Regions from separate parts of the Homo sapiens genome. Here region 1 is linked to region 2. The links are chromatin loops, found by intact Hi-C in ENCODE. Cell type or tissue: OCI-LY7. All regions are shown on one strand. Each heading gives the region's core, and the rest is flanking DNA. Links, peaks and the distances in the headings are about the cores only.

Region 1 (2,897 bases), core at 243-2,742, 48 kb before region 2:
GACCAAGCGCACACACACACTCCTCTACTCGCCGGCTAAAAGAACCTAAGTATGGGGTTTGGGGGACAGTGACCTTGGAGCCTGTCTCTGGCGTATCCAAACACCGTCCTGCCAAATCCCCTGTCCCCGGCACTTCTCTGACGCTCTACGCTAGTGTACAAGACCTTGAATCTTTAGGGACTCCGAAATGAGGCGCGCGGAGCCACCTGCACCCTCCAACACGCGCATACACGCACCCTGGAACACGACTTGGCACAAGTGCCGTGGCTGGGGAATCCACGGGTGGGTAGCGAGCTCTCGGCCCGCGGATGGTGAAAAATCATCGTTCAAAAGAGAAAAAGTGTCGGCCTGCGGGCACCTGCGGAGCTGGGGCTCGTGGCAAGGTCCCCGGGCGCAGCTGGGCGCAGCGGGGTGCGCCTCCCGGACTCTCTCCCAGTGCTCCTGAGCACCTGGGACTTTGCGGGAGTCGACACCCGCCTGGAATCTCGGGCACTCAATTCCCGGGAAACAGCTACATCCACACACCCACCCTCGGCATTCACGACTCTCCCTCCCCAGGAAAATCGCCTTTGGTTTCCTGCTGGGAAGGACAAGACTGGGGCAGGACGCCTCGGGCTTCTTTTTCGTATCGGGAGCCGGGAGGAGGCTGGAAAACACGATTTAAGCACCCCGACTGTAAGATCCACGCCCAGGAGAAGCCAGGTCAGCTCGCTGCGCTGGCCGAAAACTTTTCGCGCCTAGGCTGGTCGGCGCGCGCCCGGGTGCACTCTCGCGCCCGGGTGCACTCCCGCCGCGGCCGCAGCACCAGAAAGAACCCGGGGCGGGCGGGAGTCTCCACTAACCTGGAAGTGCTGGAAGAAGGCAGAGATGCGTATGATTGGCAAGCTTAGGCACCTGGAGGCGCAGCGGGCGCGCAGGACGCTCCCGGCAGACAGCGACTCGTCCAGCAGCTGAGCAGCAGCTGCTCCGGGGCCGGCCGCCAGGCAGCCCTCCGAGGCCTCCAGCCAGAGGCAGAGGGTCAGGACCGCGCCGGGCACCTCGGGCACCATGGCTGCCGATCGGATGCGAGGGCGCCGGGCGCTGGCCGATGCTCCATGCTCCTCGCCGGGGCCGCACTCTGGGGACCCAGCAGCCGCAACGACCACGCCGGAAAGTTTGATACTTCAAATCCAGCCAGGCCTTCCCAGCCAACCTCCCTCCTTGCTTGCCCTCCAGGGGTGGCATGAGAAGGACAGGCGGCCGCGCCATTGGCTGGAAGGCGTGTGACAGGAGGGGCGGACGCAGGGCCCGTGGGCGGGTCTCTGGGAATGAGACCCCGGACACTCAGCTGAAGGGTGATGTCGGAAGACCCCACGCAGTCGCCTCCCCGTCCGCACCAACCGCTTCCTGCCCCTCCTACCTCCCCTCTCCGTCCAGGTGTGAGCAGGCCCACGCCTGCCAGCAGGGGTGCTCTCTTTAGCAGGACCAAAGAGGCCTCAGGACCGCCAGGGGCGTCCTACCTTCCTTTAGTTCCACACGCTTTGTTTCCTAAGGCGTCTGTTTTTCTTTTCTTTTCTTTTTTTTTTTTTTTTTACACTGTGTCTCGCTCTATCGCCAGGCTGCAGTTTAGTGCGGCGACCTCGGCTCACTGCAACCTCCGCCTCCCGGATTCAAGCGATTCTCCTGCCTCAGACTCCCGAGTAGCTGGGACTACAGGTGCCCGCCACCACTCCTGTATTTTTGTATTTTTAGTAGAGACGGGTTTCACCATGTTGGCCAGGATTGTCTCGATCTCCTAACCTCGTGATTTGCCCGCCTGGGCCTCCCAAAGTGCTGGGACTACAAGCATGAGCCACCACGCCCAGCCAGGCGTTTGTTTTTCTAATAAGCTTTGCACGCCCACAGTGAGTGATTTATTCAAAATAGACTTGCGTCTTAACCTCTTTCTTTCCCCATGATTTGCCCCGAGCCTCTTGACTCAGCCTTTTTAGCTTTGGAATGGCTGCTCCGGCCTCTCTTGTCTTTTCCAGTGCTCTTTTAGCACACGAGTTCTCCCTCCCCAGCCAGGATCCTGCCACAGAAAGACAGGAGGCATTGATAACACACAACCTGTAACAAAGCTCTACACTCTCCTCAGCCGCATCAGGAAGTGACAGTCCCCTTGCAGGTAGGAAAACCCAGAGAAAAAAGACCCAGGCACACTGCAATTCGAAAGGACAACTGACTGCTGTTCCTTTGCTCTGACATCTCCACCGTCTCCTACCCAATTGCACTTTCACCTTCGAAAAGAGGATCTCCATAAGCACCCAGCTAAGCACAGTCAGGCTATCTAGATGCACTCCCTCTACTCAAAGCTACATCAGAAGGCTCGAATCCTCTTTGCTCAAAGGCTGTACAGTTGTTTTGCAATTTTCCACCCTTTCCCCTATTCTTATACACAGGTTCCACTCTGCAATTTTGATATCTGCCTGTTAACAAATTGGAATGACAGCCATCTGCAGCTATCCTATTATGAGTGTTTTTCAAGTACATCATTTTACATGTGTATTTCTTCACATAGCTTAAACCAGCAAGGCCAATCGAATCAACTGGCATTGATGTGTTTCTTAGCGAATTAGAAAATCAGGGTCATCTTGTTCACAAGGTTCTACAGGCAGAGCCAGTTTCAGGGGCATGCAAGCTGTACAGTGGTACAGTCACACTCTTAGAAGGGCTGTTCTGCCATCACCGGCTGAAATTCTTTATAATGTTTGAACAAGTTTCCCTGAATTTTCATTTTGCATGAAGTCTCACAAATTATGTAGCTAGCCCTATCTGTAGGTTTTAGCCATGACAATCCTTTACTTCAGGGGTCCCCAGTCCCCAAGCCTCAGACCAGTACATGTCAGTGGCCTGTTAGGAACCGAGACACAGCAGGA
Region 2 (2,897 bases), core at 254-2,753:
CCCCCTTAAGGATCGCCCTATTGTTTTGTTTGTTTTTGTTTTGGTTGAGATGAAGTCTCCCTCTGTCACCCATACTAGAGTGCAGTGGCAGGATCTGGGCTCACTGCAACTTCCCCTCCCAGGTTCAAGCAATGCTTCTGCCTCAGCCTCCCAAGTAACTGGGATTACAGGCGCCCTCCAGCAAACCAAGTTAATTTTGTATTTTTTGTAGAGACGAGGTTTCCTCAGGCTGGTTTCGAACTCCTGACCTCAGGTGATCCCCGCCTTGGTCTTCCGAAGTGTTGGGATTACTGCACTAAAAGTTATCTGATTTTTAATTAACCTTTGCAAGCCACATTCACCAACTATCTGCTCCTTGAGCGCCCTCCCCTGCCTCCCGAATTCTTCCCGTGGCAGCTCCCAGTCTCCCGCCCTCCCACCGCCCGCTCGCATTCCAGCCTTTCTAAAGATGGGGGAGGATCGGAGCTTACTTTCTTTGGAAGACAATGGATTCTTCTCTTGCGTTTCTGTCTTCTTCAGTTTCGACTTATCGAATTTCTCGATCTCAGCCATACCAGGTTTGTCAGACATGGCTGCGGAGGAAGCCGTAGGGAGCAATCCAAAGTGAGCGTGAGAAACAGCCACCTGTCCGGGTCTCTGTACTGGGAACTGTGCTTCTGCCCTCCGACCCGCAACCTGAGAAAGCCCTTCTCGCCCTCCGTCCCCTGCTGTTTCGCGCTCATGAGCTTCCTCTTTCCACAGAAAAAGAGGCGACACCTTTCCTCAAATATTTGAAAACGCAGGGGACCAAAGAGGACAGATCCCTCTCAAAGTGGAATGTTCCGGAATAAAGGAATTTGACCCCTGTGAACTGTTAATTACAGCGTTTAAAATTAAAGGCTGGCTTGGAAGAGAATAGGAAAGCCACTTCCGCGTTCAAGTGGTTAAAATCGGGCAAGAATTCCTAAAATGGAGCCCAGGTCGCAAAAGCACTTCCATTTTGTAGCCACGGCCTCTCTGCAAACAACGCAGGCCTGGTCCTGCGCCCGCTTTCTAGTCTTCTCACGTAGGCGGAGGCTGCAGCTGGAGCTTGCGACAACCGCCCTACCAGCTTCCTCGCCCGCGCCACACTGCAGCCCAGCACACAAAGCGCGGCCCGGAAGCTAGTCCTGCCGGCGCTCTCGGCATTTCGGCATCCCTAGCACACATGCCTCTGCAAGAAGGGCTGTGAAAATGTCACAGCGCAGCGCCGCCGCTGCCAGGCTGCACAGATGCAGCCCGCAGAGCCGTCTGAGGCTGGGAGACGGCTCGGGGCTCGGGAGATGAGTGAGCCTCAGAACAAAGGATCTGTCTGTTCCCACATCTCAGCCTCCAAGACAACGCACAATACCTTTGAGAGCAAACACTAAGAAATTTTTTTTTTTTTTTTTTTTTTTTTTTTTTTTTTTTTTTTTTTTTTTTTTTTTTTTTGAGACGGAGACTCGCTCTGTCGCCCAGGCTGGAGTGCAGTGGCGGGATTTCGGCTCACTGCAAGCTCCGCCTCCCGGGTTCACGCCATTCTCCTGCCTCAGCCTCCCAAGTAGCTGGGACTACAGGCGCCCGCCACTACGCCCGGCTAATTTTTTGTATTTTTAGTAGAGACGGGGTTTCACCGTTTTAGCCGGGATGGTCTTCATCTCCTGACCTCGTGATCCGCCCGCCTCGGCACACTAAGAAATTTTAACACGAACCCTCCGAGCGGCAGTACATAAACGCCGGTTTATTTGCTTTGTTCTTAAATCATCGATTTCCCCACCGCATTACCCAGCATCTAGGGTGTTTCGCATCCCCACCTCCCCAAGGCAGCTTTCCCGGGGATAATCACTCGGCTTGGCTTTAGGGGATGTCTTCACAGGGACGCGAATAATGAAGGGGCAAGCGCGGCATGAAGGGGAGGGTAGAAGGAGTAAGGATGCAGGGGCCCTGGGGCTTACCTAAGCCAGGCGCGTAAGGGAGTGAAATCTAGTCTACACAGTGTCCACCGCGGAGTTGCCAGGACGGGATGGGCAGGCGCTACTTTATAGCCCTCCTATGTAAATGAGTTGATGTCACCCACAGGCCCGCTTAAGTCTTTCGCTCCACGTCTCGGAAGGGCGTCTGAAAGCTGCCGGGCGGTTGGGGAGCCCCAACGCCACCCTAGGTGCACCATTGCCCCCTAACCACAACGATGGCGAAAGATAAAATGAGCAAAGCACCTTCCAACACTTCCTTCAAAACGCATTTTCCCCTTTTACAACAGGAGCGTAAAAATTGCTCTTGCGGACTGGTGCATATTATTTAAGGGTCGGAGTAATACCTAGGGTAACAGGCATTGTTTTACTGAGAAACTGGCTTTACCTACTGAGGACATACGCACGCAAAGGCGCGGTGTCCCTCCCTGGAGTGCCTGGTCAGCTACAGGGATATCATTCCTGTGACTCAGCTTTCAGACCAGTGGAGGCCTATGCGCCCCACCCCGGACCTCTTCCTCACTGGCGTTCCTCTTGCCTTTGGCAGAAGGTAAAGCAACCCTCAGTGATTTTAAAAGAGAAACTTTCAGCCTTGTAACATCCATATTGTTTCATTAGCATAATTTTTGTAGGCACTCAACAGTAATATTGAGTGTAGGGTAATATTGTACTCTACACTCTGGGTGTAGAGTAATTTGTCTGGAGTTTATAGCTCCCTCTTAGCAAAATAAGTCAATTTGAAGCTCTGCCATTGACTTACTGCCTGACAATGAGGAAATTCTTTTCCTTCTTGTTTTTTATATTCATAAATTGTCAGAGTGATTGCTAAGAAGGACTGTGTTGAATTCCAAAGACTATAGTCCCATTACCTCTAACATCATAAGATAAAATTCAAAAATCAAACTATATTTTTAAGGGAGTGCTTCCAGC

Evidence for each region. A loop is a pair of places that touch in the nucleus more often than their neighbours do. Peaks named below come from ENCODE experiments on the same cell type or tissue, not always from the same donor. Only the 100,000 strongest peaks of a DNase experiment are listed, where the experiment ranks them.
Region 1: it touches region 2 in a loop (2.9-fold over the local background); 8 of 110 quality-filtered maps call a loop at or near these places.

The regions. Positions count from the first base shown.
Region 1 is chrY:13,749,951-13,752,847 of GRCh38, reverse strand. It overlaps the pseudogene ANOS2P. Among named protein-coding and RNA genes, the nearest start is that of TMSB4Y, 48 kb to the right of the region's middle. In OCI-LY7, for the core only: CTCF peaks have their summits at 1,509 and 1,790; a DNase peak (open chromatin) is centred at 1,417; H3K4me3 peaks cover 1,934 bases.
Region 2 is chrY:13,702,009-13,704,905 of GRCh38, reverse strand. It overlaps TMSB4Y (thymosin beta 4 Y-linked), which reads right to left and starts at 1,007. Exons shown (of 2, transcript NM_004202.3): 1 at 471-1,007. The coding sequence starts at 570. In OCI-LY7, for the core only: CTCF peaks have their summits at 385, 1,102 and 1,307; DNase peaks (open chromatin) are centred at 645 and 1,095; H3K4me3 peaks cover 1,529 bases; H3K27ac peaks cover 1,215 bases.